2 separate regions of the Homo sapiens genome follow, and region 2 is linked to region 1. Evidence: chromatin loops called from intact Hi-C (ENCODE). Cell type or tissue: heart right ventricle. All regions are shown on one strand. Links, peaks and the distances in the headings refer to the core of each region. The heading gives the core; the rest is flanking DNA. Region 1 has its middle 64 kb from the start of DACT1. Region 2 holds the start of LINC01500 (long intergenic non-protein coding RNA 1500).

The links. A loop is a pair of places that touch in the nucleus more often than their neighbours do. Peaks named below come from ENCODE experiments on the same cell type or tissue, not always from the same donor. Only the 100,000 strongest peaks of a DNase experiment are listed, where the experiment ranks them.
Region 2: it touches region 1 in a loop (2.1-fold over the local background); 1 of 110 quality-filtered maps calls a loop at or near these places.

What each region holds. Positions count from the first base shown.
Region 1 is chr14:58,696,151-58,707,451 of GRCh38, reverse strand. No RefSeq gene overlaps it. Among named protein-coding and RNA genes, the nearest start is that of DACT1, 64 kb to the right of the region's middle. In heart right ventricle, for the core only: no CTCF peak of the experiment used is centred there; a DNase peak (open chromatin) is centred at 6,100.
Region 2 is chr14:58,820,184-58,831,484 of GRCh38, reverse strand. It overlaps LINC01500 (long intergenic non-protein coding RNA 1500), which reads right to left and starts at 3,197. Exons shown (of 6, transcript NR_110547.1): 1 at 2,930-3,197. It also overlaps the pseudogene TMEM98P1. In heart right ventricle, for the core only: a CTCF peak has its summit at 4,418; no DNase peak of the experiment used is centred there.

The DNA.
Region 1 (11,301 bases), core at 3,726-7,725:
ATTGAACAAGCAGAACACATGGACACAGGAAGGGGAACATCACACTCCAGGGACTGTTGTGGGGTGGGGGGAGGGGGAGGGATAGCATTAGGAGATATACCTAATGCTAAATGGCAAATCGCCTACTCTTGATGGTCAGGAGATGGTGTGGGACTTGTCAGAGATCCTGACAGGCTGGTCTCAGCTGTCTGCCTACCTGGAAGTGCTGTCAGAATGTCTAACACAGAGATTCATGGCAATAACAAATGTTTTCCATTTAAAACCTGTACAAAAGTCAAGCAAGACAACACAGTGAAAATGTTAACTTTATTTTTGAAAAACTTTACCTATTACTGTCTTATCTAAAAGTAGAATCAAACAAAATAATAATAATAATTTCATTCATAGCAAGCAGCCAACTTGGTTCTTTCTTGACTCTTTTGCCTTCATGGAAAAATTGGAAGGATATTAGGAAAAGAGGTTTTTTTTTTTTAACTTAAGGATTTTTTTAAAAATTTACCCTTAAATGTTATTGTTCATTTGTGCCAAAGTGTCTCAAGCTCAAATACATCGATCTCTAAAGTGATATAATTATTTGTTGTAGGGGGCTGTTCTGTACATTGTAGAATGTTTCTGGTCTCTAACTGCTAGATATCGGTAGCACCTCCTCCCACTCACACCTGCCTCCCAAATTGTGACAACCAAAAATGTCTCCAGATGTTGCCAAATGCCTCCCCATTGAGAACTACTAAATGCAAGAGCTTGGCTCAAGGAGTCCTGTTTCACATAAGTATGTTCTACAGCAAAGTAATATAGCTGTCAAAATAGGAAATGGAGGCAGTGAAGCCCATCAGCACCATTGCCTATAGGTAGGCACTGAGTGGACAGTTTTGCTTACAGTCCAGCAATGATGGGGCCAGAGGTCCTACCACCACTGCAATGGCCCCTTTGGAAGTGGAGTGTTTGTTAACCAAAAGCTGGCCAAGAAAACTCAAACTTTAATTTTAAAAAATACAAGCTCCTTAATGAGAGCATCAGGAACAATAGCTAATGGATGCTGGGCTTAATACCAAGATGATGGGATGATCTGTGCAGCAAATCACCATGGCACACATTTATGTTAACAAACCTGCACATCCTGCCCACGTACTCCTAAACTTAAAAGTTGGAAATAAAAAAAAAAATACAAGTTCCTTAGCCATATTCAGTCCTTTCTAAACTCCCACAGCTAGGGAACAAAGACTACAGTGTTGCTTCCAACCACATCATCAGCCCATTATCTTCTAATTTAAAGAAAACAAATTCTTTAAATCATGGTGTTTTAAAATGAATTCTTAAAAGGAGTTGTTTTTATTAATAATTCTAGGGATCCAAGTATGCAAAGCTTGTGGGTCCCAGGCAAGAAACTTGTCAGTTTGGGGTCCAAAGAAAAATTGTTTTAAGTACAAAATGAAGTCAGTGAGTCACATTGCCTTCAATCTTAGGCTAACTCATTTAAAATATGAAAGGATTAATCACCACAGATTGGTCAAAAAAGAATCTCAGCTCCTCACTTAGTGTTTTCAGGTAGCTCTGACCAGCCAGTCTCAGTCTCTCACTGTCCAGGTTCCAAAGAGGTGTCATGGTACCAGGATACTGGGGTATATTGGGCACACTTGCCTTGGCAGAGTTTTCTGGTTGCCAACAGGATATTCATCTATCTATTCTTCCCTTTACTAATAAAACTCCAATTTTGTTGGATGTGGCAATTTATCCAACATTTTAAAAAGATACTTTGCCAAGCCTCTTCTGCAGGTAGGGCAGCTGTTTGACCCAGTTCTGGCCAGATAATTAATAAAAAATTACGGATTGAGCTTCCAGTAAAGTGAAAAAAGAGACAAACCAAACTAGCTCATGCCTTTCCCTTTGCTCTTTCCTCTTATTCCTGCCTGAAATGCAGATACCATTCAGGAGATAGAAAAGCCATCTCATGACCACAAGACAATGAGCCCATGTTAAGGATGGCTGAGCAAAAAGACAGAAGGAAATGTGGTCCCTGGTGGAGCCTCTATACCAACACTGGTGTTAGTTCCCTGAGGCTGCTGTAACAAATTATTATAAACTTCGTGGCTTGAAACAACAGAAATGTATTCACTCACAGTCCTGGAGGCCAGACATCTGAAATCAGGCAGGACTGAGATCCCTCTGGGTGCTCTAAGAAAGAATCTGTTTTTTGCCTCTTTCAGCATCTGGTGGCCGCCCCTGGGCTTGTGGCCAAATCACTCCAATCTCTGTCCACATAGTCATATTGCTGCCTCCTATTCTATCTACTCTTCCTCTCCTTCACTCTTCTAAGGACACTTGTCATTGAATTTAGGGTCCACCCAGGTAATCTAGGAAGATCTCAAGATACTTAATTACATCTGCAAAGAACCTTTTCCAAATAAAGTAACATTCACTGTTTTCAGGGATTTGGGCATGGACATATCTTTTTGTCGACAGAGGAGATGACACTTTTCAACCCATGACACCTGGATCACCCACCACAAGTATCCCCATTCATCCTCCTCCAAAAAAAATAAAGCTTCTTATGAGTTTAAGCTACTATTTTTCAAATTTCTGTAACTCACAGCCAAATACATCCCCTAAATAATAGATTGTTTAACTCAGGGAGGAGTTAGGAGTATTTTAGGGATTGATCCTGACCATGGTTTAAAGTACCTGGGTTCTGAATCTCTATTTTGCACTAGTCCACTCTTTTCAATCAATGTGTGGATGCCAGATCATCAGAATTACCTGAGGTGCTTATTTAAAATTCTGATTTCTTGCTCTCAAAATGGATTTGCTGAATCAGAATCTCTGGGAGTTGACCTCTTTAAAAAGTCCCCATGGAGGCTCTTATGGCCATTGAAATCTGAGAACCACTGCAGCCCTTTACGTTATTTACACTGTTTCTCTGAAATTAATTGTTCCGTTTGAACAGTCTTTATCACTTAAGGTGGATCATTCACCTCACATTCTGTTGATGCTGTAGTTAACCCTGTTTAACTCCATTGATTAAGCAAAATCTGTTTCCCTAACAGTGAAAAATTTTATCTTTCTTACATTGAGTCTTTACAGATTTGAAAAGCTACCTGGTAACCTAGTCTAGATTTTTATTTTACATGCTATGTTAAAATGTGCTCTTTCTTACCTACAAATTGCACAGTCAAGTGTGTTATGACACCAGAGCAGAGGAAAAAAGAGAGCACTCAATATACAGTAGGATTTCAACAGAGGGGCACCAGGCACCACAGGGTACACGAAAAACAGAACTTGCCACTGCCAGATTCAAGACTCCATTGGGATTCATAAAATCCCTGGTTTGTGAGGGAGTTTATTGTACATTCCTTTGTTTCCTAATTTGTTTGATTCTTGCTTTTCAACTTCCCTCCGGAGAGCACAATGTGTGCCATTTGGGATCAGGTGACAACTCCAAAGTGTGGCTCCTGACCATCCAATCACCAGTTATAAGTCCTTCCTTAAGCCCCTGCAATTTTGTCACTCACCAAGTGTTAAAGGAGGCCTATTCCCCTCCATCATTTACAGATAATGGAGGAGAAGCAATTATCTGAAGAGTCAGGATTTGAGCTGGGATTTGAACTTCCTGAGCAATACAAGAGTCAAAGGTTGAGCTCCCAATCCCCCAGCTTCCCACTCAGAATTCAGGCTGCTGGTGAAAGAGAGAAAAAGCATAAAACTGAGGTCTCGAGTTGCTATACTCATAACCTCACAGCAAACTGCCAAGGGGACATTGATCTGAATCACATTAAAGGTCAAAAAAAGGATTGTTTTATTTCCTAGAAACTGAGACGGCAGAACCACACCTACCTCAAATCCCTTCCAAATCCCCTCAACCCAGTTAGAAGCCAGCCCTAGATGCGGGGAAGGGGCAGTGAGATTCTTCAGACTTGAAAAGTGTGCTGTGATACATTAACCACTTCCCTGCTGAGAACCTTTGCAGGCTCCAGAGCTGAAATTGACATGTGCTGTTCAACACCACCCCCCGCACCCCCCCACAATGAATATTTGAACCTTTGTTCCTCAAAATGTGCTGGGATTGCTCCTCTGCCAGGCCTTCCCACCCATCAGGGGACCTGCAAACCTATAGCAGAGAAACCACCACACCTACTGCTGTTTCAGACATTGGCCCAACTCCAGGCTGCCTTCCATAGGCTGCAGGGAGGTTCCTCCCTTGGTTGTCTGGTTTCTGTTTAGAGGGCATGGAGCAGGTTAACTCTCTTTGGTCTCCACATGTGCCTAAGCATGCTTAGAAAATGCTACCAAAGTAACAAAGCCCCATTCCTTTCCCACTTGTGTTGAGCTCTGTGTTAAGACTGTTTTTAGCTCTGAAATTGGACAAATTTATCTATCAAAACTCTATTCAGAAGCCAACGAATGCCACCCTAGTCTGAGTAATTTCTTCCTCCTCTGAATTGCTGTAGAATTTCACATCTATATCATTTATATGCAGTATAGGCTGTCTGGTATCTATACATGTCTTATCTCTCCTCTCTCATAGAAGCTTCTGGAAAGCATGTGGTATAATCTTAAATATAAGAAATGAGCAATAATTTTTAGCTGAATTAATGGAATCTTACAGCAACATGTGTTTTCTATTTGGATGCTATCAGAAGAAGTTGTTATTGTGTGGGAAATGATGGATCAATTTTACACATTAGCCCAAAGCAGACTTGACAAAAACATCCCTGACTGAGTCAGCCAGAGACACAATGGTTGCCCCTGCCCCCAACTCATATTCAGAAAGAAACTCTGAGATCTAGGTCTCTCCTGAGAAGATGGGCTGTCATAGTAACCAACACCAAACTTCTAAATGTTGTGAGCTAGACCAGGATAAGCAATGGCACTGAAATTACTTCCTAACATTTGACAATAGCATGTGTGATTGGAGAACTGGCATCAGTGCAGCTCTCTCCCTATTCAGAGGCAGAGAATGAACATAAACAGAAAAATATTGGTTAGATAACTAAAAATAATAGAATCTTGGAATAAAATATCCAGTTGTCAGTAGGATATATTTACACCCATAAGTGAATTTCTTCAAGGTTGCTTGCTCTTCCAAGATTAGATTGCAGCTATGCCAAAGTCTCATTTTTCATGGCGCGCTCCCATCCCCCTGCCACCAGCAAAGGAAATTAAAGGTCAAATGGCTTTTTCAGAAAACAATTTATCTCCTGTTTCTGGGCTGTTCACTAAATAAGAATTTATTGAATGTTACATATGGACCTAACATAACCAATGTTAGGTACCTGTGGTAGTTTGTCTCCAAAGATATCCCTCCAATCATGCTTCCTGGCACTTACACCCCTATGTAAATCTGGGCTCCTCTCCTCTTTAATCTGGGCTCTCACTTTTGAGACCCTGAGACTTCCTTCTAACTAATAGAATGTGGCTGACATGATGCTGCATGATTTCTAAGACTAGGTCATAAGAAGCATACAGCTTCCACCGTGCTTTCTTTGGAGTCCTTGCTTTGAGAAAAGCCAGCCACCAAGTAAGTTCAAATATCCTGAGACTGTATGCTGTGAAGAAGCCCCAGGCAGCCATACAAAGAGAACATGTGAGAGAGAAAGAGAGATCCAGACAGCCTTGAGCTGTGCCAGCTATCTTACATGAGGACTCAGACATGTGAGACCAGAAGTCCTCTTGGATATCCAGCACAGTCAAGCCTTCAGATGACTCTAGTCTCTCCCACCATGTGACTACAACTCCATGAGAAACCTCAAGAACAGCCCAGCTAACACAGAAAAAAAACATGAGAGATAAGAATAAGTTGTTGTAAATCTCTAAGTTTGGGGATGGTACTTAGAGATTTACAGCAACAACTTATTATTAATAGATAATCAAGTCAGCTCCAAATAATTATTTTGTTTTTATTGAAAAACAAAGGCCTTGCCCTTGGAAAACTTAGATTATAGCCAAGGCAGCAACATACCCGCAGAAAGCAACATAAATACTCCACAATATAACTTATCCACAAATACAACAACAATATTTTTCAACTAAGGAACTGCTTTAGGAGGCTTGCAACTGAGTTTGTAAAGGGAGAAAGTGGCACCAGCCTTGCCAAGGAAAGTAGCCAAACCAATCCTGGCAATCGGTGATGGAACAGCTGTCACATGTACAAAAAGAGTCAAGACGGAGCCTAGAAACATTGATAAAATGTAGAGCAGAAAAGTGAGCAGAGAAAAATGGCAAAGGACATTCTAAAAAATATTCAAATGCTCACATTAAAATATAAGCATTTTATTTGTATAAGTACAACTTAAAGCAAGAAACCATTTTTCAATTATCAGAGTGGCAAAGATCTTTTTAAAATGATAATACTCAGGCTTGTAGGTTTTGGTGTAACCCATGTGCCCTTCTGGCAGGAGTGTACTGTAAATGAGTCCAATCTTTTTGCAGGGCAATAGGTAGGCATCAGAGCCTTTAAAATTATCAAATCTTTAACCTGCTATTGGAGTTTTAGAAATTTAACCAGAGGAACAATCAGCTTTTTTTTTTAATGTTGGTTTTGTTTTTTTCTTTTTTTGTTTTGTTTAGAATTTTAATAGACTGAAGGTTAACTCTGTGACAGTATAATTACAGGTCATATTCAAAGTATTTCACAACTGATATGACATAAACACCAACCAATTTATAATTATAACCAACACACCAATCGGTCAGAATGGATATACCAACCAATCAAAACCAATAGACCAACCAATCATAACAGATGTACCAATCAATTAGCCTGAAGGTGTACATAACCCTACAGATAGCCACCACATTGCTGGATATCAGCCAAGAATCCCTCCACGTAACTGAAAATCATGTAACTGTTAAAAATCATTTTTTAGGCCGGGGACAGTGGCTCAAGCCTGTAATCCCAACACTTTGGGAGGCTGAGATGGGAGGACTGCTTGAGTCCAGGAGTTCAAGACCAGCCTGAGCAACAAAGTGAAACCCTGTCTCTACAAAGAAAATCAAAAAAATTAGCCAGGCACGGTGGCACATGACTGTAGTTTCAGCTACTTGGGAGGCTGAAGTGGGAAGATCACTTGAGCCTAGGAGGTTGAGGCTGCAGTGAGCCATGCATGATAAACATGTATTATTTTCATAAGCTATCAGGAAAAAGACACATTATATAAAAGGAGAAAATAAAAGTAATCAGAGAGCTTTGGTTGGTTAAAGTGTATAAAGTTTGAGTTGGACTGATTAGCAGAAATGAAGGCAAGTTCTATTTGAGGATAAAGTATAAGAAACAACAGGAGTTTGGGGATGAGGCTGGACAAAGCATAAAAAGGAGGAATTCTAAGTGATTGAGCAAGAAAACCATGAGAAAAAACAGTGTTGGATGAAGACAATTCTAACTGCTAGGAAGGAGTCTAGGGGAGAAAAGAAAGAAAGAGACAATAGCCAAGAGGGCTTCTACAATATTCCCTTTCATCCAATCAGAATCTTGACTTTAGCAAAAATACTTCTGCTCTTGCAGTGCATCCAGAGTAATTCAACATCTGTTTCATCAACAACTGATATTTGATATCTTCTCCCAGTAAACTCTTTGCAGAAAGAGGACAACAGGAAGGAAGCAGCACAGGAATACTTGTTCGCTGACACCAAAAAAGCAAAGTCAGAATTTTTACTTACCCCAGGGCAAAAGAGTTTTGAGTCAGACAAGCTTTGGGTCAGACCTTTAAAGGCATTCACCCTCTCTTTTAGCTTTTTATTTTGAAATAACTTTAAACATACTGAAAAATTGCAAGAAAAATAGAAAAAACAGCACCCATATACCCTTTACCCACATTCACCTATTATTAACAGTTCACTTGTTTGCTATCATTTGTTGCCTTTCTCTCTCTGATAAACATCACATATATATAATTTTTGAATCACTTAAGAGTAAGTGGTGTACATTATGTGTATTTTCTAAAATTAGGGTGTTCTTCTGTATAACCACGCTGCAGTTGTCAGCTTCAGCAATTTTAACATTGATGCAATAATTTAATCTAATCTATTGTCCATATTCCAATTGGTTGCTTGACCTAATAATGTCTTTTTTCTCCCACACAACAGGATCCAGCCTAGGATTAAGTATTGCCTTTAGTTGTCATGCCTCTTTAATCTTCTATAGCTCATAACATTTACTCATGCACACACAAAAGCATCCCTTTTAATTCAGACATCAGTTTTATTTGAATTACACACTTTCCAAATTAACGTTGCAAGGAATCCCTGTCAATCCACTGCTCCTAGATTTGTCCTCAATGGCACTCATTCTTCCTGATCCCTCCTTACACTGGAACTCCAGGTAGCACAAAGTCTGTTTGGGTGGTAGGTATAGTTATGCCCTCCCAAAGCATTTTTTTTTCTCCTTACCCTTGAAAAGATCTACAACTGCAAATTTTGCGCCAAGTAAATGTGAACTGGCACTATTTATTTAAAAGATTATAGCCTTCAATACATGGCTGGAGAATGCCACACAGACTCTTGTGTAGTGGCCAACTAACAAATCACTCCATTGCCCTAAAATATTTTCTCAATCGCCTCCTCCACCTGTCTCCCTCTGAAGTACCACGAGCTTTTGGCCAACGGAGAGAGCTCATTCCTCTTCGATCACTCTGATAAATGTAGAGCGGAGATGGCTGTGGTTGAAAGGTACAACCTAAACAAAGGCTCCAGATGAGAACTTTGGTGACTATAGTTTATATCTGAGCCTAGTAGACAGTTACTAATCTGTATAAATGCTGTAGTCAAGCCATATGGGTGAGAGAAACGACTACTAAATGGAAATCACCGACACACTGGCGTACTGAAAAACTACACTTCTCCCGATGTCATGGTTTATTTGCATGCAATCCCAGCTAAATCAATATCACCATCTTAATCAAGAGGGAATTACAGGCTGTGGCAGAGAGGTATCATTGTAAATAATTACATCAGAGCCATTTTCAGACACAGTGCACGCTGAGTTGAAATGTTTAAACAGATATGAGAAGAAGGAAAAAAAAAAACCTCAGAGAGTGCTTGAGGGCTGTTTGTGCCCTGAGTGGTGATTCAAGCAGTCATTGTCTTCATGTTCAAACCTTAGAAGGGCAGTGCCCAACTGAGAGTCTAAGGGTCAGGAAAAGAAAACAGTGGCAGCATTGTGGATGTGCACAACATGAATGAAAGATTTTATAATCTTAAGTGAAAATACCTAGGCTTTTTTCCCCTTTTAATCAGAAAACATCATCTCTTTGCATTTTCTAGGAAGAAAAATTCCCTATACAGTTGCCGTGTAAGCCATGGCAGATTTGCAGATTGCCAGAGATCCAGTTTGGAAAGAGGATCACTCTCTGGCTGGCTGGGAACACGTTCATGGAGACCCAGGGCATTGAGCCCAGCTCAGGCTTTTCAGCAGCAAATAGAAATTAAGAGAGGTAGAATGGCAGGGAGAATAAGTCAAATGACATTCATTTATGCCTAAAGTTTTGTCAATCCTTTTTAATCTATCTTTTCCTTTTCCCTAATTTGTATTCTAGTATTTGAGAAAGAAAATCTGCTTAAATTAAGAAAGTTTGAAATGGTGTCTGTGAATGAGGAAATGAGATTTTCTTAACTTCAAGTGCAGGCAGCATCAAAGCAGGAGAGGTGCAGTGGAAGAAACACTGCTTTAAAAAAGAAAAATGACTTATAATTAGCTCTAAGGAGGCAGCTTGAGCCACACTGGCCTCAGCCCATGAGGGCATTGTTTATATGCAAATGATTCCTTCTGAAGCACTGGAAAACACTTCCTTCCCTTGAGGAGGTAAGCATTCTCTTGAAATCTGGTCTATTCTACTCAATTTGGTTTATTTTTTTTCTTGGTATTTCTAAAGTAAATGTCAACTTTAGCTCCTATTGGGAATGAACATAAATTCCAAATTAATCCATTTTCCCTGTTCAAATACCGTCCCATACATATGATGTTGCCATCATGGCTGCTTTGCAGTGGTGCCTTACTAACAGGCTCCCCTGAGAACAAAGTCAGCCAGGACACTTAGAGGATGGGGATGTTGAGGATGCTGGGGTGGGGAGCTTGTAGCAGCTGCAATGAGGCAGAGGAGGCGCTCATTTATGCCTAAAGTTTTGTCAATTCTTTTTAACCTATGTTTTTCTATTATTTTTACTATTATTAACCTTTTTTTAAATCTTTTTTTTTTAATCTATTTTCTTCTATATTTTTTTCTCTGTCCCTATTCTTGGATACATCTGTAGGGGCAGAGCCCAGCCTACCTGGACACTGAGCTGCTCCCATGGGATAGGTATACTTGGGGTCCCCTTGGCAAAGGGCTACCTGCAAAAGGAGAGAATGGCCTTTGCCAATCTCCCACCTAAACAGAGCCTTAGCTCACCTTGCCTAGAAGAGGGTGAAATATGGGCTCTAATTTCTGGGTCCCACCTATGTGTCTTGTATTACTTCAGGCAATAATAAATCTCTGTCAATGAAAGATGCTATTGAAATGTTGCCAACCAAATCTCCCCCTCCACAGGACCTCATTACTCTCCATCTGGCATTCACTGGTCTTTCCCTCTGAGGATCCCCTCAACTCCAAATATCTAATCACCAGATACTGCCAATTTTACATTGGAAGTCTTTCTCTGCTTTGTACTTCTCCCATTCCCAATATGCCTGTTCATCACCTGTCCTCCATCTAACTATTGAGAGAACTGCTGGGCCACACTCCCTGCCTCTGGCCACCAGCCTGCAGCCTAGCCATCACACCACCACCAGAGAGATGGATAGATGGTGGATGGGTGGAAAGAGAGGGTCATGTTACCTAGGACCTAAAACCCTTCAGGTGTGTGTTAGTCAGCTTGGGCTGCCCTTACAAAATACCATAAACTGGTGGGGGTTAATCAACAGAAATCTATTTTCCCGCAGTTCTAGAGGATGGAAGTCCCAGATCAAAGTATTGGCAGATCTGGTTTCTTCAGAGGCGTCTCCTTTTTGATTGCAGATAGCCACCTTCTTACCGTGTCCTGATGTGTTTGCCCCTGTGTGCACATGTCTGGTATCTCTATGTCCTAATCTCCTCTCTTTATAAAGTCACAGTGATATTGGATTAAGGCCCACCCTAACAGCATCATTTTAACTTAATTACCTCTTTAAAGGCCCTACTTCCAAACCCAATGAAATTCTGAGGTACTGGGTGTTAGGGCTTAATATGGCTTGGTTGTGTCCTCCCCCAAATCTCACCTTGAATTGTAATAATCCCCATGTGTCTCGGGAGGGACCTGGTGGGAGGTAATTGAATCACGGGGGCGAATTTTCCCTGT
Region 2 (11,301 bases), core at 2,339-6,338, 130 kb before region 1:
GCTGAGGGAAGAGAATGGCTTGAACCCGGGAGGCGGAGGTTGCAGTGAGCCAAGGTCACACCATTGCACTCCAGCCTGGGTGACAGAGTGAGACGCCATCTCAAAAAAAAAAAAAAAAGAAAGAGCATGATAGCACATAACCTCTTTCTCAGCATTTATCACAGTTAAAAATTGTGTGTGTGTGTGTGTGTGTGTGTGTGTGTGTGTGTGTGTGTGTGTGTACTCCATGAGGACTCCATGAAGGACTAATTTTTTTCCCCCTTCAGCTAGTACCTACAAAGAACCTAACACTTCCTACTTTCCTACTAGAAAAATATTGTGAATGCAATACAATTAAATATATTTTTAAAATATTTTAATTCAGACTTTCCACTAAATATTGGTTACAATGAATGACAGCAAAAGGTGCAACAAATCACCAAAATAATAATAGTAACAACTTACGGGAAGGAAAAAATAGTATTCTGGTAAAATATCAACAACCACGGACAATGTTAAGATCCCTTTGCTTTAACATTAAAATGATTTTTTAAAATAGTAAATCTCAAAACTCCCTAATGCTACGGTTATATAATTGTAAATACCTTAACATATTATCCAATGAGCTATGTTTTCACAAGAATTAAACCAGTTTTAAACTCCTTGATCTTTATCGGCAAAGAAAATATATTGCTTTTCTCTGTCTGAATCTTTCTGTGCATATAAACCACCTTTCCATCAGCGAATGCCTCCATTCTCCTTGGGTCATTTTGCTTCAGCCCACTGGTCTTTCTGCTGTTTGATCAACCTCAGCCTGGTCCCACCTCAGAGCATTTGCACTTGCTGTCCCCGCTTTGCAGAGTTTGTCCCTTCTCTTCATTCTGGTCTCTCCAGAAAGGCTTTTCTTGACCACTCCAATGATGTTCATGCCTACTTACTTCCTAGCACACTAACTTGTTTTATTTGCTTTCTGGCACTTATCCTCATCTAAAATGATCTTATCTGTGGGCTCAGTTGTTTGTAGACCTATTTCAGTGCTCCCTTACAAGAATGCAAGGTCCTTCAGAGCAGGGGACTACATCTGTCTTGTCATGTTCACAGCCCGAGTGCCTAGCATGGTACCTGGTATGTAGTAGGTACTCAATAAATTTTAGTGAACGAATGGATGAGCAGAAAAACAGATGAGGGAGTAAATGAATCATCTTTGCTATGTAATATCAAAACAGCTTGATAACATATTCTTAATGGGGTGAGATAATAGCATGTAAAGTTGGCTATTAAAAGTATCTAATGTCAACTGAGTTGTCCAGCTGTCTAGGAACTTAATACCTCAGGTTAGCATTTACAGTCTGCATGCATTTCTTTATTTGGTTCCCACAACTATCCCATAAGTATACAGGGAAAGGACGGAGGCAGGATCACTTATGTTTTTACAGATGAAGAAACTGAGTTCAGAGAGGTTAAATTATTTTCCCAAGCCATGCATGTAACAGGCAACCAGACTAGGTCCCCAGCCTAGCCTTTTACAGCTTCGCTGCTACCCCAGCCAGTGTTTGTTTTATTTCCAAACAAATCATTCGTTATTTATTTATTCTTTCGATTAACCTAGATTGAGCATTTATGATTGTAAAGGGCTCTCTCACACACTATGCACACATAAAGACATGCAGACAACAATGTTTTTCTCTGGAAGAACAAAGTGCACAAATGACTCACCAACCTAAATATATCTGAGCTAAGAGTCTAATTAGCAGAAAAACCTCAATGTTACAAAGGTAGGTAACCTGTCTTGTGTAATAGTGGGATGGGCCTCCAGGAAAATGACATTGTAGCTCTCCCTCCAAGGATGGATAGAATTTCAATAAGGGAAAAGAAGAGAGGTGACTTTCTAAGAAAAGGGAATAAAATGAAACAAGGAAACGACTTGTTTTCGAAATCTAGTATGGAGTTAATTGAAGGAAGTGTTTGAATAGAAGGGAAACATTAGAGATAAGACTAAAATTGATGTTAAATGACTGTTGCTGTTTTTTGCCTTTAACATATCAAAATGGGTTCTTTTGACCCTTGCAAAATGCTAAAGCAGTTGCCATAGAAATACAGTAGTCATATGCCATAGAGGAAGCTAGGCATCTCAGCTGGTGGCAGGGCCAAGACAATTCATATTAATGCCTCAAGGTTCAAAATTTTCAAATTAAGAGAGGTTTATGGTCCAATTTATTAATGTTTAAAGTTTGAAATTAATATTTACAGTTTGAAATCTTTAATGTTTAAAGTTGAAATTTAATGAATTAAATGCTTGGTAAGAAATATCTACTTATGGTTGAATATATATTTGCACCCAGAGAACGTTAATTTAACTTTCATGAAAGTAGAAAGTGAGAAAAATATTTAAATTTGCTTGAAAAAAATGTAATAACAAGGAATATTTCTATGATTATCATTTAGTTAGTAAGACCTCATGTCTATACATCTAAATAGATCCACAGAGATATAGGGGCATTGATAAATAATGAGAGATTAATAGTAGTGATAATAATTATCTGAGAAACAACAGTGATTATTGTTCAGCTTCTTGAGCACCTAATACACGCCAGTTAACTTATACATATTCTTTCTAATGCTCACAAAGACGCTATAGGCTAGATAATATTATCCCATTTCATAGGTGAAAAACTGAGGCTTATAGGGATTAAGAAATTCACCAGAATCACTCCAATGGTAAATAGAGACACTGAGCTTGGACCCATATTTAACCCACCACAATTCTTTTTTGCCTACTATGCTGCCTCTGGAATACTGCGAAGCATCTAATGGGCCTTGGTAAGGCTTTCTTTCCTTTGTCTGGAATAATGGTTCATAAATATTATAACATACAGATAAAGCTCAAATAATGTACCATTTACGGGATGAAACTTAAGAGCTCTAACAAAGGAATTAAAGAAAATAATACCGCTGACTTTGCCATCCGCGGGGCCGTCGTGGGAGCGCAGCGGGATGTGCCCCGGAGCTGCAGCTTGAGGCCCTCAGGTCTCTGGAGGTGTCGTGGAGGAACCTAGCTCCTGCCATCCTCTTCCCCCAGTTTGCCACTTCCAGCAGCCTTAGCCCATGAGGACGATGTGAACGGGACTGAGTCAGGAGCTCCCCGGAAGCATGGAGACCGTGGTGATAGTTGCCATAGGTGTGCTGGCCACCATCTTTCTGGCTTCGTTTGCAGCCTTGGTGCTGGTTTGCAGGCAGCGCTACTACCAGCCCCGAGACCTGCGGCAGCGCTATGATTCTAAGCCCATTGTGGACCTCATCAGTGCCATGGCGACCCAGTCTGAGCCCTCTTAGAACTGGATGACGTTGTTATCACCAACCCCCACATTGAGGCCATTCTGGAGAACAAAGACTGGATCGAAGATGCCTCGGGTCTCATGTCCCACTGCATTGCCATCTTGAAGATTTGTCACACTCTGACAGAGAAGCTTGTTGCCATGACAATGGGCTCTGGGGCCAAGATGAAGACTTCAGCCATTGTCAGCGACATGATTGTGGTGGCCAAGTGGAACAGCCCCAGGGTAGATGATGTTGTGAAGTCGATGTACCCTCCGTTGGACCCCAAGCTCCTGGACACAGGGACGACTACCCTGCTCCTGTCTGTCAGTCGCCTGGTGCTGGTGACAAGGAATGCCTGCCATCTGACGGGGGGCCTGGAGTGGATTGACCAGTCACTATCAGCTGCTGAGGAGCATTTGGAAGTCCTTCGAGAAGTAGCCCTAGCTTTTGAGCCAGATAAAGGCCTCCCAGGCCCTGAAGGCTTCCTGCAGGAGCAGTCTGCAATTTAGCGCCTACAGACCAGCAGCTAGTCCTGAAGACCCCTGCCGCCATCACTGGGTGGCTCAGATTAGCCTTCCACTTTTTCCTGTAGAATTAGTTGTTCTCCACGGCTCAAGAGTTCAGCTGTGTGTGCATAGTAAAGCAGGAGATCTCTGTCAGTTTGTGCCTCTGTTGCAATTGCAAATTGTGGCTTGTGAGTGGCAGTCTAATACCACAGTTAGGGGAGATGCCATTCACTCTGCACAGAGGAGCATTGAAAACTGGTGGACTGTCAGCTTCATTTAGCCTACCTAGTGTTTTCAAGAAAATTGAACCACCATCTAAGAAATCAAGAGGTTTCACATCAAAATTAGAATTTCTGGCCTCTCTCGATCAGTCAGAACGTATGGCAATTCTCATCTGCTTTTCAGAAAAGGACAATCAATCGAAGCTAAATAGGGGTTGCTCCTTTTGGCAAGACTTGTACTCTCTCACCTGGCCTATTTCATTTATTTGTATTATCTGCCTGGTCCCTGAGACGTTTGAGTCTGTCCTCCCCCTTACAGGTTTGGGTTTGAAGATGAGAACTACAAAGCTGATTATTTCTTATCATTATGCCTGCAATTTTACCTAGCTACCACTAGGTGGATAGTAAATTTATACTTACGTTTCCAAAAAAAAAGAAAAAATAAAATAATACCATGCAATATAAAGCTTGTGCAAGCAAGCAAACAAAGAGATTTTAAAAATCATTCTTAGTTGATGGGCGATTTGATAGTCATTTATACCTGGCACTGGTATAAATGAGAAAATAGATGCCCAGTTTTATTATGATTTAATTATTTTATTCTACTACTAGCACCACTATAAAAGCAACGTAGTTTCAATATGACCAAACCAAGATTAATAAATTACTCAATAGTCATCATTAGTAGAGGGAAAAGATCTTAACTGGTATAAATTATTAAATGCCAAGATAGCAAGTCTGAAAAATTTAACAAGGGGTATAACTGTTTCTTCTTGAAGATTCTTCACAATAGAGAATCAAGACTATGTAATTTTCAGTTCATTGCAATTAGCTTTAGGACACCTTTAAAACCTAAAATGAATATTTTGTGGGTAGTATAATTCATTTCAATAAAGCCTCCTTCAGTATAATTCATTTCCATAAAGCATCCTTCATTTACATGTTATTTGGATACCAATTGGGCAGGACCTTCCTGGGAGGCAATGCAGCCTGGTTGTTAAGAAGACAGATTTGGCCGGGCGCGGTGGCTCACGTCTGTAATCCTAGCACTTTGGGAGGCCGAGGCACGTGGATCACGAGGTCAGGAGATCAAGACCATCCCAGCTAACACAGTGAAACCCCGTCTCTACTAAAAATACAAAAAATTAGCCGGGCGTGGTGGTGGGCGCCTGCAGTCCCAGCTACTCGGGAGGCTGAGGCAGGAGAAGGGCGTGAACCCAGGAGGCGGAGCTTGCAGTGAGCGAGATCGCGCCACTGCACTCCAGCCTGGCTAACAGAGCAAGACCCCGTCTCAAAAAAAAAAAAAAAAAGAAGACAGACTTGAGTTCCCATTCGTCCCCATCAGTTACTAGCTGTCTTAGCACACAGTAGATAACTTTCTAAGCCTTAGTTTTTTCATCTGTGTGAAAATGATAATAACAGAATCTACCCCATTGGAATTGTTATAAGGATCAGGGAAGAGAATACAAGTGAAGTTCTTATTTCAGTGCCTGGCCAGAATGAATCTTCAATAAATATTTGTGGTTGCTCTTTTCATTATGGAAAGGCAGAACGATGTAGCAGAAAGCACATAAGATTTGGATTCAGACATACCTTGGATAGGATTAAAAAGGCCCTATTCAGTTACTTACTATTTATGGAACTAAGCAAATGCGGAACTGTTGTCCAGGAATGGAACCTTAGAAAGGCTGAACTCTTTCTTGGAGGGGGAGAAAAGTAAAACCAGGATGGATCTCAGGGAAGGGAAGTAGATTTTTTTATAGGAAAGACATAATAATGTACAAGTTATCATATTAAATCTTTTTTTTTTTTTTTTTTAAGAGACAGAGTCTCACTCTGTCACCCAGGCTGGAGTGCAGTGGCGCGATCTTGGCTCACTGCAACCTCCACCTCCCAGGTTCACCCACCATTCTCCTGCCTCAGCCTCCCGAGTAGCTGAGACTACAGGCACACTCCACCACGCCCGGCTAATTTTTGTATTTTTAGTAGAGACGGGGTTTCACCGTGTTAGCCAGGATGGTCTCAATCTCCTGACCTCGTGATCCACGTGCCTCAGCCTCCCAAAGTGCTGGGATTACAGGCGTGAGCCACCGCGCCCGGCCCATATTAAATCTTGAAACTTGACCAAAATATTCCATTTTTGAACAGAAATAAAAAGACATACAGCAGGAAGCTGGCAGAAAAAAAAAAGATTTTGGATCTATACAGCTAGAATGCACCATTGAGAATTACATTCAGTTGTTTGAATCGCTGGTGCTATGAATATGCTCCACAACCTCAATAAGCTTAGAAAGAATGCAGGTCAAAAATCTCTGCCAGTCCTCAAGCCCCGACTTCCAATTTTGAGACCATCTAAAGAGAGAATGATAAATATCTGCACACATCGTGGGTTGCATCACAGGAGAGGGATCCTGCTCTGAGGAAGCCCACAATTTTCACAATGGATAGCATCAGCATATCTGCCTTTTTCTTCAGAGGAAGATACTATCTTTATTAGATTAGATTCGAAGCATGCCTGCCCTTTGCTCAAGAGAGAGACAGTAACTTCAGGCTTATCTCTAAACACATATTCTTGAAAAGACAATATATCTGCTATCTGTAGGCAGTGTCTTTGCTCACAAGACATGCAGAAACATGAGAGACCCATAGAAAATTGTCACCCACCAATGTAACAAGACAATGTATACAAAAGCTTCTCAAGTCATCCTTTTGGGAAAGAAAATGCCATGCAAAAAAACAAAAACAAAAAAAACCAAAAATCTCTTAAGATTGTGCAACCTGTATATCAAGGCTTCATTTTGCCCACCATAACTTGCCATTGCCTGAAGCCAGGCTGATCACTGTGGGAGCCAGCACTAACAATTTACTGAATGTCAGCTTCCCCAAGCCAGAAAATGCCCCTTCTGATCTGCCAGATGGTTTGGGGCCTGATGCTTGGCATCCTCACAGCTGCCGCAGTCGTGTTCCTTGGAGTGGGTGAGTGATACCTTGGATAATGAAAAATGATTGGTAATTTCTTTTACCTGAAGCCTATTCTCTATCAACATGCTGTGAAGAATCAGAAGTCTGCCTATTTCCAACCCACTCTACAATTGAGCCATTGTAGTGGAAAAAGCATCACAGTTCTGACTGGGAGTTTCCCTAGGAAACCCTGGCTTGTAGGATTCCAGAGAGATGACAGTAGGAACTATGAAGAAGAGGCAGATCTCGCAACCTGCCCTGCTGCTCCTTGCTTGGAAGTAGAAGGTTGCCAGACAAGGATGGTCTGTGGCTAAACTGTCCTATAGGATTCCTGTTTCAAAGCCCTGCCCTTTTTCAAGGGGCCTCCTTCCCTTATTACATTCTGCAGTCTATCTCTTCAGGATCCATTCTTTTTTTTTTTTTTTTAAGACAGAGTCTCACTCTGTCGCCCAGGCTGGAGTGCAATGGCAGGATCTCGGCTCACTGCAACCTCCACCTCCCAGGTTCAAGCGATTCTCCTGCCTCAGCCTCCAGAGTAGCTGGGATTACAGGTGCACACCACCATGCCCAGCTAATTTTTGTATTTTTAGTAGAGACGGTGTTTCACCATGTTGGTCAGGCTGGTCTCGAACTCCTGACCTCATGATCCACCCACCTCAGCCTCTGAAAGTGCTGGAATTACAGGTGTGAGCCACCTTGCCCAGCCAGGATCCATTCTTACATGAGCATCAGATACCAAACAAATTTTGTCTTTGTGTGGTTTTAGGCAATCTCTGGTTGGAGGAAGAAGACTTGATTTTTAAATTTATTCTAATGGAGAAATAAGTCACTTACCAAACATTTGCATAGCATTTGCCATGTGCCAGGCACTGTTCGAAGTGCTTGACATATATTTACCCATTCAGTTGAGGTCATTGTCCTCACATTATAAATTAGGAACTACGGATATATTAAGTAACTTGTCTAAGGTGACACAAATAAGTGGCACAGCTAGGATTTAAACCCAGGCAGTCCTGTGACAGAGTCTGGGCTCTTAGCCACTACCCAAGAAAGCTTGTGGGAGAAGAGAGTATTACCCCCATAGACAGATGGCTCCACCCTATCAGCTGAACATAACAGTACTTATTGGTAAATTAGTGGCTTTTTCATGTGTAGTAGGGAGCAAAACTGAGTTAATTTAGACTAAGTGAAAGCTAACCCCAGCTAAAAGGCAGATAGTCAACTATTCTTTCAGAGCATAGATAAGGCAACAAAAGTCACCCATCTAAAGTGATAAGCACAAAGATCCCTTAAAAATAAACAATTAATAAGATAAGGCTGAGTTTTATTTTTTCAAATATTTCAAAGCACATCCCCTGAAACAATGACAAATGACATCTCCATCAAGCTCATGGTAATTGAAGCTCAGAGCTCATAAGTCATCGTCAAGAGGCCAATATGGCATCTTGCACCTGGCACATTTCCTTCTGAAGGGACAGCTGCAGGGCATCTGTCCTTCCCATTTCAAAGGCAGGACACCCCTCATCTCTCAGAAATTATCTGAAAAGAGCTATCCTAGATTCAGGGTTCAGGGACAATCATATGACGCTAGCATCATCTCACTCTGGAGAATCAGACTTACCAATTCCCAATTGTATTTCCTTGTTTTCCTAGAATGATTATTTGAAACCTTTCTCTGCCACCTTTACACCGTGCTCCTAAACATCTAGAGCTAAAAAGTAACTCGAGGAAAGTAATCAAAAGCTGTGTTGCTAATTCTTATGTAACCATAGCATGTATGCAGCTTGCAACCCCCTCAACAGTTTACTGTCCATAAAATTACATTTTTTAGTTTCATTTATCATTTGTGGTCTATTCTGCATTTATCTGGCAACAGATAAAGAACCTTGTGATTGCCCAGACCCTACCATCACTTTCTTCACACACACACACACACACACACACACACACACACACACACACATTTAAAATCACAGAAATCAGACCAGGTATGGTGGCTCACACCTGTAATCCCAGCACTTTGGGAGGCTGAGGCCAGTGGATCACTTAGTGTCAAGAGCTCAAGACTAGCCTGGCCAACATGGTGAAACCCCGTCTCTACTAAAAATACAAAAAATTAGCCAGGCATGGTGGCCCATGCCTGCAATCCCAGCTACTTGGGAGGCTGAAGCAGGAGAATCGCTTGAACCTGGGAGGTGGAGGTTGGAGTGAGCCAAGATGGCACCACTGCACTCCAGTAGGTGACATAGCAAGACTCTGTCTCAAAAATGTAAAAATTAAAATAAGACTGGAAGCGGTGGCTCACACCTGTAATCCTAGCACTTTGGGAGGCTGAGGCAGGTGGATCACCTGAGGTGAGGAGTTCAAGACCAGTCTGGCCAACATGGTGAAACCTCAACTCTACAAAAATACAAAAATTAGCCGGCCATGATGATGGGTTGCAGTGAGCCAAGATCATGCCGTTGCACTCCAGCCTGGGTGACAGAGTCAGACTCCATCTCAAAAAAAAAAAAAATTTAAAATTAAATAAAATCACAGAAATCAAAGAGACCTTATAGATAATTCAGTTTACCCTGCTCTTGAGGTCCTGAGAAATTTTTATATCTAGTTGATCATTATATTAGTTAGGGCCCTTAGTTGCAAGCAACAGAACTTCACCTCAAATTAGTATAAGCAAAAGGGAGAATAATCACTACAAAGATACAGGGGTACCTCAAGGAACCCAAGGACAGAAATATAGCCAGGCATCAGAACCAGATGGAACTGGGGTTCAAGCCTTGTCCGGAGCCTTGCTGCCTCTTTCCTCTACTCTAGCTGCTCTACTGCGCTTGGCTCTCTTTCCTTCTCAACCCACTTCCTTAACTTCCTCATGAATTCCAAAGATTCCAAGGAATAGACTCACTGACCTAGTCTAGTTCAGGTGCCCATCCTTGAAAAAATTACCTACAGACCAGGAACCGGCCACATGGTGACTGCTTCCCCAGCAACAATATAGTTAAGAGGAAAATTCTCAGAAAATGTATTTGGGACAAGATATTCCAAATGAATACACATACACTCCTCAATCTTAGTTGAGTTGCCTTTTCTGCTTCATCTCTTATCTCACTTTTTGCAAATTAATAATATAAATATATTTAGAATCTCATTCTACAATGTTTTTGTTCATGATTATTATTTGTTGAGGGCCTTTTATGTAGCTTAACAACTACATCATTTCATTTAATCTTCACAATAGCTTGGGGGAAAAAAAGGTAATATTAGCTCCATTTTACAGATCCAAAAACCGAGTCTCAGAAAAGCAGAGTGGATAAGAGCCCAAATCTAGTAACTAAGAATTGAAAAGGAGGAAGATGAGCATGAGCACATGAACGAAGAGTGTAGTAGTAGAGGGAAATGAATGAAATCTCAACCCTAAGCTTGAAGAGAAGAAAAGTGCACGCGCAGATGAAACAGAAGTTCAAGACACCAAAATTCATTTACTCATATGAAAGAGAAAGACAGAACTGGGCTAATTTTAAGAACCTGAAGGCAAGGCCAGCTTATAGAATTTAAGAGTACTAGTCAAAGTTTCCAGGCCCCCCAACAGCAAGCAATTTTCAGTTATTCCACTGTTATTTATAATTGACTCGATGGCATAGAGGTCTACAGGTATCTTTTAGAGAAAGTATATAATTATTACAGTCAAAATTAAAAGTTGGAAGTCAATTGGCCATGTTTATCTTTGTATACATTTGGATTGTAGAAAAATTAAACAGGGGTTAACCCAAAAAGATGCATAAGCCATACACTGCTCACTTTGATGCCATCCTGGGCACCTTGGCACTGCAGGCCACTTGTCTTGGAGATGCCTATGCCTCCCCAATAGCAAAAGTTCTGTCACCACTAGAGTAGGTGAAACTGGGACCAGGCCCATGATGGACCAAAGGCTACTCCAGTCCCCAGGTAACCATGTGCTTCTTGGTGGCTGTCCCTGGGCATTCCAACAGAGCAAGAATTCCCAACATCCATTAGGCAATTTACCAAAAGGGGCAGAGGGGAGATTAAGAATCCAGTTTAACCATGTTGCCCCGTATCTCATTTATAGCAGCAACCTTGGAAGGTAGATATTTTCATTTCCACCTTATAGATAAAAAGTCTGAAGCTTAGAACAGTTAAATTACTTGGGCAAGGTCACCAAGGAAGCACACAGAGGCAGATCTGCCCAACTCCACAGCCATGGTCTGTCCACACCGCAGGCTCTCTCTGGGGGACTGTGTCTCCACCAGCAGGACAGCCCTGCCTCAGCCTCACTGTTCCCACCCAGACCGTCCTCTGCT